2 separate regions of the Homo sapiens genome follow, and region 2 is linked to region 1. The links are chromatin contacts, found by Hi-C or POLR2A ChIA-PET in ENCODE. All regions are on one chromosome and are shown on one strand. Each heading gives the region's core, a stretch centred on a gene start or an enhancer-like site at or near the end of the contact. The rest is flanking DNA. Distances are from core to core; before and after follow the strand shown. Region 1 overlaps TANC2 (tetratricopeptide repeat, ankyrin repeat and coiled-coil containing 2). Region 2 overlaps TANC2 (tetratricopeptide repeat, ankyrin repeat and coiled-coil containing 2).

Region 1 (5,083 bases), core at 1,864-4,363:
TTGGAGGGCCAGGAACCAGCTACTTGGCCTGACTGTTAAAAGTAAGGCATAAAGAAGATGTTGATTTCTTTTGTGTTGTATACTTCAAATATCCCTCAATGTGAAAGAGCCAATACACAGCTAAAGTGTCTTTTCTTTTCAAATGTGTTTCCCTTGTAATTCTTCTTTGTTCTCAGTGTATTTTGTTGGATATCTTTTATAGAAAAGAATCCAGTCATTAAAGCTAGAAATTAAATGGTTGTAGTCATTATAATGAAGATAGTTTATATAATCTGTTTGTTTCATGAAAGCCTCTCTGTGTTTCTCAGGTGACAAAGATTTGTTTTATCCATGAGCGCTTTTTAAGACTCACTTTGTATAGTAAAACTCTTATTTGTAATGTCTGTCTTTGCTTTGATTCTCTATACTATTCAATTAACAAATAATGATTAACCAGCTATCATATGCCAGATACTATTCTAGGCATTGTAATATAAAGCATTATATTTGATGAAAAAAGTCTGGAAATAAATAAATAAATTTAGGTTGATCTTAGGTCCTGATGATGTATATTCAGCCCATTTGAAAGAAAGAGGGCTAAATTTAATACAGGATCTGCTACTTTATTAGCTCTGCATCTCATTTTTATGAGTGTCCAAGGTATTATATAGAGTATAGCAAAGAATACTATCTTTTTATAAAACCTGTTCTCCATTTTTCCTGGGCATATGGGTAAACTGCATGTAACTGCATATTCCAGCTTTCCTTGCACTTAAGTGTGTCACATGACTGAGCTTGAAGGAGGTATGATTGGAAACAATGTGTTCCAGTTCCAGACGTTTCGCAAAGTTCAGAAACTTTACATGTGCAATTTGTAAAAGACCCTTCCCCCTCCCACCCCCTGCGTCTCTGGATGCAGAGAATCCAACAAAGAACTCTGGGGCTGTAAGATACTGTTGGAACTACATTATAGAAAGAAGCTTCCTACTGAATACGCATATTGAATGAGAAATCTATTGTATTGGGCTACTGAGATAAAGTTGTTTGTTTCAGCTCTTGGCCTACCCTAATACGAGGAGAAAACATAATTGTACTGTAACTGTAGTGATACATCTTTGTGAGAGGACCATAATTTTTATAAATACATAGGCTGAAATTGAGCTTGAGAAACTTCAGTCTTTCTCAAACAGTTCATTAAGATGAAAACATTGCTTTCTTTCTTTTGTATTAGTGCTAATAGCCCTTGTTCTGCTTGGACGGTTGTTGGAAGGGCTACTTTAGGCTGTGTACTTGCATATCCTGTCCCTTCTTGTCAATCTGTATTCTTCTTCTATCCTCTGAAATGAAATACGTCTCTTCACCATCTTACCTATCTTTTCCTTTCTCTTTCTTAATGATCAGAAACATGTTTTTAAAAGATTTTTCTTTCTGTGCCAGGTTTGGTCATGATAAAATCCTTCACATATTTCAAAGTGTGGTAACACAATTTAGAAACTTTGAGTGAGAACCCACTCTAAAGCTTTCAAGAATGACCTCATGATTTACTCTCACTTTAATACAGTAACTACAGCTTTTCTGTATTGACATACCACACTTGTCTAAGTTACGAAGCTGCATTGTAACCATGGACATAGATTCTTCACAGATTACACGTGTGTACCACACACAGATTCAGTCTGTGCTTCCTCTTTCTTCACTTTTGACCTCTGACTATGCCATCCGTGGAATTGAAGGCTATTAAAAGTATAGAGAACTGGATTGGCCCTTCTGAAAAGATGGCAAAAATTTTTTAAGAGGAGACTGCTCTGATTATCTATCTCATCAAATGACTAGATTGCTCAAATAATTATGTCTGTTCATATGAGAAGTCTTTTTTTAACTTATTACTTTCTCTGTTTATACTTGTTATCTCCCAATTCTCTTATTACCTAACCAGTATTCCAGTCATGACTGTAATGCCACTTGTGTCCTTCATACTGAACACCAACTTAAATGCACTTGCCTAAATGTTTTGCTTATAACTCAACACAAACTAGACAGAAAATGGAGAATTAAGTCAAGTTGCTCTATTGAAATAGAGTTTGGCCGGGTGCAGTGGCTCACTCCTGTATTCCCAGCACTATGGGAGGCAGAAGTGGGTGGTTGCTTGAGCTCAGGAATTCCAGACCATCCTGGCCAACATGACAAAACCTCATCTCTACTAAAAATACAAAAAAATTAATCGGGCTTGGTGGCACAGGCCTGTAGTCCCAGCTACTTGTTTGATCCTGACAGGTGGAGGTTACAGTGAGCCAAAATCATACCACTGCATTCTAGCCTGGGCAACAAGAGCGAGACTGTGTATGATGAAATAGAGTTTGGCCACTGGGCGTGGTGGTTCATGCCTATAATCCCAGCACTTTGGGAGGCTGAGGAGTATTGCTTGAAGCAAGGAGTTTGAGATCAGCCTGGGCAACATAGTGAGACCCTGTCTGTACAAAACATTTTTATAAATTAGCTGGGTGTGGTGGCATGCGCCTGTAACGCCAGCTACTCAGGAGGCAGAGGTAGGAGGATCACTTGATCCCAGGAGGTCAAGGCTGCAGCGAGCTGTGATCACACTACTGCACTTCAGCCAGGGTGACAGAGCAAGACCCTATCTCAAGAAAGAAAGAAATACATGTTGGTACCTGCACTGTTTCTTAATTTCATTCATTTGGTATAGGATTTTCATGATTTTTGCCCCACCTGATTATAACTACTTTTTGTTTAACCTAATATTTTCTTGGAATTTCATGCTTTTGTTTAAATAATTTACTTTTAAAGAAACTTTATACTACTAGTCAAACTAGAAAATCAATATCATGAACATAACTAGAAGATTAACTAGAACATTAATCTGGCTACTTAAACCTTCAAATGATTCTGAAGCTCAACTCTCTCTGTTAAAAAGGAGGATTAGCTGATACTAGCCGCACATTAAAATTTTCTTCTTGACAGATTCAGAAGGATTGACAGATAATTGAAAAGAGTAACTTTTGTAGCAATTTCATTAGTCAGAATAGGCTAAACTATATTGCCATAACAAACCATCTTTAAAATGGCAGCAGATTCATACAACAAATGTTGGTTTCTAATTCACCCAACAAATGTTGGCAACTCTCCAGGGCAGCTGTCCTTTATTGCTGCTTCAATCTTGTAGTTTCACTATCTCAACGTGAGACTTTCATCATGATTTTTCTGTCAGAGGAAGAGATACACTGTAGAATCATGCAGGGACTATGTCACTTCTGCTTTTATTTCATTGGCTCAAACTAGTCTTCTAAACTGCACAACAGCTGGTAATTGTAGTCACCCCTCTGCCTAGAAGGGAATGGAGACCAGGATATTGGTGGGCACTAGTAATGCCCACTGCGCTATGTAATTCAGTGCTATTTACTGCCGTTTTTATGGATGATTTTAAATCATCTTTTACATCCTAAAATCAGTCCCATACCTTGAGAAACAGTTTTTTGTTTTGTTTTTGAGACAGAGTGTCGCTTTGTTGCCCAGGCTGTGTGTAGAGGCACCATCTTGGCTCATTGCATCCTCTGCTTCCCAGGTTCTAGCAATTCTGCTGCTGCAGCCTCCCGAGTAGCTGGGACTACAGGCCCTCACCACCACTACACCTGGCTAATTTTTGTAGTTTTAGTAGAGATGGGGTTTCGCCATGTTGGCCAGGCTGGTCTTGAACTCCTGACCTCAAGTGATTCACCTGCCTTGGCCTCCCAAAGTGCTGGGATTACAGGCGCAAGCCACCATGCCTGCCCAGGAAGAGTATTATAAATGAAATATTATAATATTTGAAATCAAAATATCAGGATATGAATCTGTGATCTACCACTTAATTACTGTAATCTTGGACAAGAGATCTTATGATTCTGTTTTCCCATCTGCAAAACAGGATTAATGTATTTTACATAGAAAAATTACAAAGGTCGAATGAGCTTAGGTAAAAATTTAAATAAAAGTATAAAATAGGCTGGGTGTGGTGGCTCATGCCTGTAATCCCAGCACTTTGGGAGGCCAGTGTTTGCGGATCACTTGAGGTCAGGAGTTCAAGACCAGCCTGGCCAACATGCTAAAACCCCGTTTCTACTAAAAAAAAAAAAAAAAAAAAAAAAAAAAAAAAAAAAAATTAGCCCGGCATGGTGGTGCACAGCTGTAATCCCAGCTACTCCAGAGGCTGAGGTGGGAGAATTGCATGAACCCAGAAGGTGAGGTTGCAGTGAGCCTAGATTGTGCCACTGCACTTCAGCCTGGGTGACAGAGCGAGACTCTGTCTCAAGAAAAAAAAAAAAGTATTTTTATTTGTCGTTACATAGCTTTTTTTGAAAGTGAGGTAATTGTTTTTAGAGCTGTGTACCTCACATTAGAACTGGGCTCTAGCAAGAAGTTTTGCATCACTAACTAAAAGAAATAGGCCATCTATAAGACCCAACAGAATGATCCCATTTCATCAGTCTTTCTAAAACAAAATTTAGGGATGTTTTCTCTTCCATTTAAATACTCATTTTAAAAAAAATTGTTACATTTAATTCTTATTTGAGTGCCAAATAAGATCAGAGCAAAATTAAAAGTTTGTATAAAGCTCTATAAGAAAACTACCGTCTATAGATGTAATGTTGGAAAAAGTTTTTAAACTTTTTTACTTGATAAACATTAAAATGGTATCATTAATTTTTAAAACAAGGCAAAGTGTGATGATATTTATTTTAATTGATTGAACTAAGTTAGAACAAACTAAATTCATAAGCCAGACATTGCTACAGATTTCTTATACACTGTTGGTATAAAGTCTAGCCACATATATCTGAAGTAACTTGATTTTCTAAGTCACTTGCTCCTGTCCCAACTTCTTTCTTAATTTTCTGGTGGAGTTTGTAAAGGAGTGCTATTATTTCTTCTTAAGGCAGTTGTTAGGATTCACCAGTGGTGACAACTGAGACTGGGCTTTTTTGTGGTAAGATGTTTAATTACTAATTCAGTTTATTTACTTGTTATAAATCTATTCAGATTTTTCCATGTCTTAATGAATGAGTTTTGATAATTTGTGTCTTTCTGTGAATTTGCCCATTTCATCTAA
Region 2 (5,083 bases), core at 910-3,409, 270 kb after region 1:
AATGCCAATGTCAGGAGTTCCAACTAAAATTGAAAATACACATAAGACAAGCCATAGATAGAACTGGTTTAAGAGTGCATGTATCTTCTAAAATTACCACATTTTACTTCATAAGTCCTTCTTATCCTTGCAGAAGGAAGGAAAATGTTACTTGAAGGTTTATACTTGCGGAAATTACAGGTAGTTTTCATTTTGCATATGACTCAGTAGTGGATAAATTTGGCCAAGTCCAGAGACAAAATGCCATAATTTGCACTTAAGTGGAAATGAATGCAAATGTCCATTTGATGTAAATTTTACTTGCTTCTCTGAATACGTTTTAAAGTTTGCAAACTGCAGTATCTGTGCCTGCCAAATATTATCATTTTCTGGTTTGTTACTGGAGTAGGAGGCCATAATAAAAGAAGAACCTGCTGACTACTACATCAATTTTTTAAGTCAATTTGGAAAAAAAAATCTTTATCCTCTTCCTTTAAAATGAAGTATAACTCCTACATGTTCTAACAGTGTTTCCATCCTCCATACCCCTCATTTTTTAAAACAATAGACTTGTGCACCTGAGAGCCCATGGTTAAATGAAACAAATACATATTTGTTAAAAGATAGACTTCATATCTCCAAACTCCTCTTTCTACTGTTGAAACGACACTCTGAGGACAAAATAGGCGTTCGTAAAATCTCCTTTGTATCAGAGATCATATTGTCAGTGGACAGTGGCACAAAAAGAAGAATGTTTCTGTTTTTTTCCTAATGTGTCTCTTAAACTCACTGTAGCTATTTTTACCTGTGACTTCATTATTTTATATTCAGAAGAAAATAGTCTTTGTCATACCTCTTCTCTCATCTTTAAGACTGCTACCTTGAATCATTCAAATCCTTATATAAAAAATGATTGCAAATGTACCAGAAACTTCTGTATCAACTAATGAAGAAAAAGAATGAAAACTGGCCCAAGACCTTGGACTGCAATTCCTAACTTTGGTTCTCTAGGCTTAAGAGCCCAGGGGTAGAGCTTGGCTGGAGGTAGTTCCCAGCTAATTCTAAAACAAAACAAAAAAAAAAACTTTTTATCTCTGCAAAGACTCTTGTCTTTAGATTCCACCCACACGTAGACTAACAGAGTTTGTAGCTAGGAAGAGGTACCAAAGGAGAGGTAGACCAAAGCAGAGAAGACAGTCTGGTTAGGAAAAATGAAACCAAGTGAGTTTGATTAAAGGTGAATTTTCAATAGATTTATTATTATTGTCTCCAAATATTGTGAGGCAATTTAAATGTGTCTTTATTCATTATTTTTCTTTAGAACTTTTCTTTATGGAAAAGGTGGCAAAAATCATTATTCTTAGAAGTAAAGTAGCAATTACATTAATGAAACACAAGGATATGTCACGTTTAACATGGAGCGCTGGAGAGGACCAGAACCACCTATCCTCAATCTTTGTTCTCTGCCCTTAGCCCTAACAGCTGCAGCCGGAAGGGGCAAACTGGAGGTGTGCCGTTTGCTCTTGGAACAAGGGGCGGCAGTGGCCCAGCCAAACCGCCGAGGAGCAGTGCCACTATTCAGCACAGTGCGCCAGGGCCACTGGCAGGTAAGCAGGGCGACCACTTCCAGTCCCTCAGGCAGGACTGAGTTCTAGGTGAGGACTTCTGATGCACAGAGCAAAATGATCACAAGTAAAGTTTGGGTTACCCAGCAGTGATCAGGTTTGAGGACTTGGACCTTTGTTATGAGTATTCTGGTTAATTGAGAATACGACAGTTAACATTCAAAACCATCACTTGATACAGATTGTATAGAAGGACTAACTACTTATGTCCTGGTGATAGAGTGACCTCCTTCTCACATTTCACAGCATCCAAAGACTCCTTGGAAGGTTCATTTCTCAGCGGACTTCTGCTAATCACTTACTTGCAGATGTCTGAGACTTACTAAAAGAAAATACAGTGAATGCAAATTCTAACAACACAATCCTTTTAGATGTTTGGATTCTGGATAAATGTTAATTTATACACTTAGGATGGAAAGGAAAGCACACTGATAATAATCTTCAGAAGTATTTCAATAGAAAAAAGGCTGTAGAAGCCAAACAGCCCTAAAGAGTTACCAGAGTCACTTGATTATGTTCAGTTCAGTTGCAAGTATTAACTACAGGCAGATTTGCAACCACTAGAGGGCAATAAAGGAGTGATTTATGTTGGAACTTCCGCTATGGGATTGTTTAATCCTACATCTTGGCCTTTGTTAAGTTCTTTTTTACTTAGTAGCTGAGTCAGACATTGAGAGTTGAATCCTTCTCATTTGACTGTCCCTGAGAGAGATTAAATCACATGGTACTAGGACTATACAGGTACTTATGGGGGAAGTGGAAAGATACATGGGTGACTCGTACAGCAGTAGGAATTCCTACAGAGTAAGAGATAGTGTGCACGTGTCTTCTCAGCAGCTCTTCTTTGGGCTAATTGGTCCCTGTTTCTCTGCACTTGCAGATTGTTGATCTTTTACTCACCCATGGAGCTGATGTCAACATGGCAGACAAGCAGGGCCGCACTCCCCTGATGATGGCTGCTTCCGAAGGCCATCTAGGAACCGTGGACTTTCTGCTTGCACAAGGTTAGTCTTGGAATGCTAGAGCTGGCTGGCCAGTTTCCATAATTACCTGGTGAACTCATGATTTCCAGCAATGGATCCCAGGAGATGCTAAGAACAGATATTAATCCAGTTGGTTGGAAAATGAAAGGCTATCTCCTCCCCTCTTGTATTCAGTGTAATGTTTTTAACTCTGATACTCTCTATTTCCTTATGACTTGAGGGATTTAAATGAAATTAACATATTCTAAATTCTCATTCAGATCAGTAGTCTCCAAACTTTGATTTTTTAAAAATATATACTCAATAAATGTTCATCTTCCGGGGATTGTGTTCTGACTTTATCAATTCTTTTGTAAGCCTGCACAACTAATATTTTTCTTGAATTCAAAGGAGGCAAATGCCAGTGAAGATCCCTGCTGACTCTGGGATGCTATTTGGGGGATCAAGATTATTACCCTGTAGTAATAAATTCCTTTTGACACTTACCAACATCCACAAATTCCTGGTGAATGGGAAATAAGTTAAAGGAGATGATGATCACACCACCATCATAAAGTACGTCAGGCTCCTGTTGGTTGCTGTGACCTCTATCACCTGTGCATAACAGTGGCTGCTGATGATGGACCTCTGTAGTAGAAAAAGCTCATCACTGGTGACTCTGCAGTGCCATCTAGTGGAGCTTGAGCATTTACTTGAAGCAAGAGACAGAGGCAGTCATTCCAGTTAGCCTCCACTATTAGTAAACTGGACGCAAATGTCGGTAATTACATCCACAAGCACATGTACTTTCCTTCAAGAAAACCAACCTCCTGAAGAATTATGCCTAGGCCAGAGCAGCTGAGGGTAGTTTAATTAGGAAGAAATTAGGTTTCTTCTAAGATTTCAAACTACAGCTCAGTCAGAGACTTACTGGATCTTTAGCTGTATCCCTTAAGTAAGATTTTTTTCCACAGACTCAGACTCAAGGCTGGGTCAGAATCAGAGAGTTGCTCTTACAGGGTGCGAAGTGGCTCTTGCCTTCCCCATATAAGCTACCAAAGAAATTTGGCTTCATGCTCTCTCCCTTCATTCTGCTGGGGAAGCAAGGAGGAGGAAGGTTGGGCCTAGATTCTCAAGATAAGATGTGTCCAGAGTAATATTCCAGAACAAACCAAGTCCACTGAAAGAGGCAGGAACTCTTGAGCCACTGATAACCTTTAGATAGCTGCAAAGTACCTGTCATGTGCCAGTAGAGGCTCCGTAGCCATAGATTCCAGGTATTTGTTCTCCCTTACCAGTGAAGACATTTTCATCTTTGGACTGTTTCATTTTTTTCCACACTTAGAGGCTTAATGAATTCAACAAAGATTTATTTAGGCTATGTTATTAGCAGAACACTATACTAGGAACTATGAGTGGTTCTGATTTTTTTAATTAATACACTATAACCTGTGCCCTCAAAGGGTCTATAATGTGGCAGGGAAGAGATGAAACAAAGATAAATGCCTTAAAAAGCGGAGAATCCTGAGTGCTCTGATACAGGCGTCCGTTGAGTTAGACTAGGACAGACTTTGAAATTCGAAGAGGAAAAATGTTTTGTATTTAGGGAGAGGAAGTAACATAGATGAAAGGCCAAAGAGGAATGACAGGTTTGGAGAAATATGCAAGCTGTCTAGTAAAATGTAAGGGGACTACGGAAAATAAAATTGGAAAGGTATGTGGAAATGGAAAAGGACCAAGTTAGAAGAATCTGGACTTAATTCTAAAGGAATCTGGGGAGGCTTTAAAAATTTTAAATAAGGAATTGATGGCAGAGTTATGCTTTAAAAACAATCACTCTGGCAGTATGTGAACAGCAGATTTGACAAAGGAGCCAGGAGATCAGTTAGGAAGCCATCGTAATGGAACATATGAGGCATAATGAGGTCCTAACCCAAGGGCAGTAGCTTTCAGCATAGAACAAAAAAGGGCTATGTGCAAGAGGTATTTTGGATATGAAGCCTGATTAGATGTAGGAAATAAGGATAGAACAGTTAAAGATAACTCCAGAGTTGTAAGACGGACATTTGGGAGAATTGTGATTTCATTAACTGCATGAGAAAGAAAAGAGAGAAGAGGAAGATTACAAATTGGATTTTGGAAGTATTTAACATATTATGGATTTGTTTCATGTGTATCTCCTTTTAATTTCTTCTCTTTCCTTATCTTTGGAAAAATCAGTTCATCTGTAATGTACATCCAAAACTTTCTTATCCTACTCTTTCCTCCACTGGATACTTTGTCCAGGAAATTTATAGATGTTGCATCTGAGAAAACGCCTTGGATTCTGTTCCGTATTTAAACTTATTCCATATTAGAGTCAGTGTTTTAATTGCAAACTATACCATTACATAAATGGCTCTCATCAGGATTAAGGGATGGTCCCTTCCAGCTTTTCATCCTCCTGTGGGAAACCATAGACTCTAATGACCTCCAGAGATGCAAAGGTGATAGGCTAGATAACTGCTGAGTAAACCC

What was found. A loop is a pair of places that touch in the nucleus more often than their neighbours do. ChIA-PET counts read pairs that join two places held with the same protein, here RNA polymerase II (POLR2A). Pooled maps may share reads with other maps.
Region 2: a loop to region 1 is called in a pooled map, with 2.3 times the contacts of the local background. The contact joins two enhancer-like sites. A Hi-C loop is called at or near these places in 2 of 50 pooled maps. POLR2A ChIA-PET finds 5 or more read pairs at or near these places in 3 of 52 experiments (AG04449, Panc1 and activated T-cell).

The regions. Positions count from the first base shown.
Region 1 is chr17:63,137,283-63,142,365 of GRCh38, forward strand. All of the region lies in intron 4 of TANC2 (tetratricopeptide repeat, ankyrin repeat and coiled-coil containing 2), which reads left to right. Among named protein-coding and RNA genes, the nearest start is that of TANC2, 170 kb to the left of the region's middle. Within about 2 kb of position 3,114, at least 3 of the 41 ENCODE cell types and tissues checked have a DNase peak (open chromatin) inside an H3K27ac peak, as active enhancers do.
Region 2 is chr17:63,403,670-63,408,752 of GRCh38, forward strand. TANC2 (tetratricopeptide repeat, ankyrin repeat and coiled-coil containing 2) reads left to right here. Exons shown (of 28, transcript NM_001394998.1): 20 at 1,453-1,586; 21 at 2,485-2,608. The region is part of intron 2 of LOC105371856 (a long non-coding RNA gene); the gene reads right to left. Among named protein-coding and RNA genes, the nearest start is that of CYB561, 40 kb to the right of the region's middle. Within about 2 kb of position 2,160, at least 3 of the 41 ENCODE cell types and tissues checked have a DNase peak (open chromatin) inside an H3K27ac peak, as active enhancers do.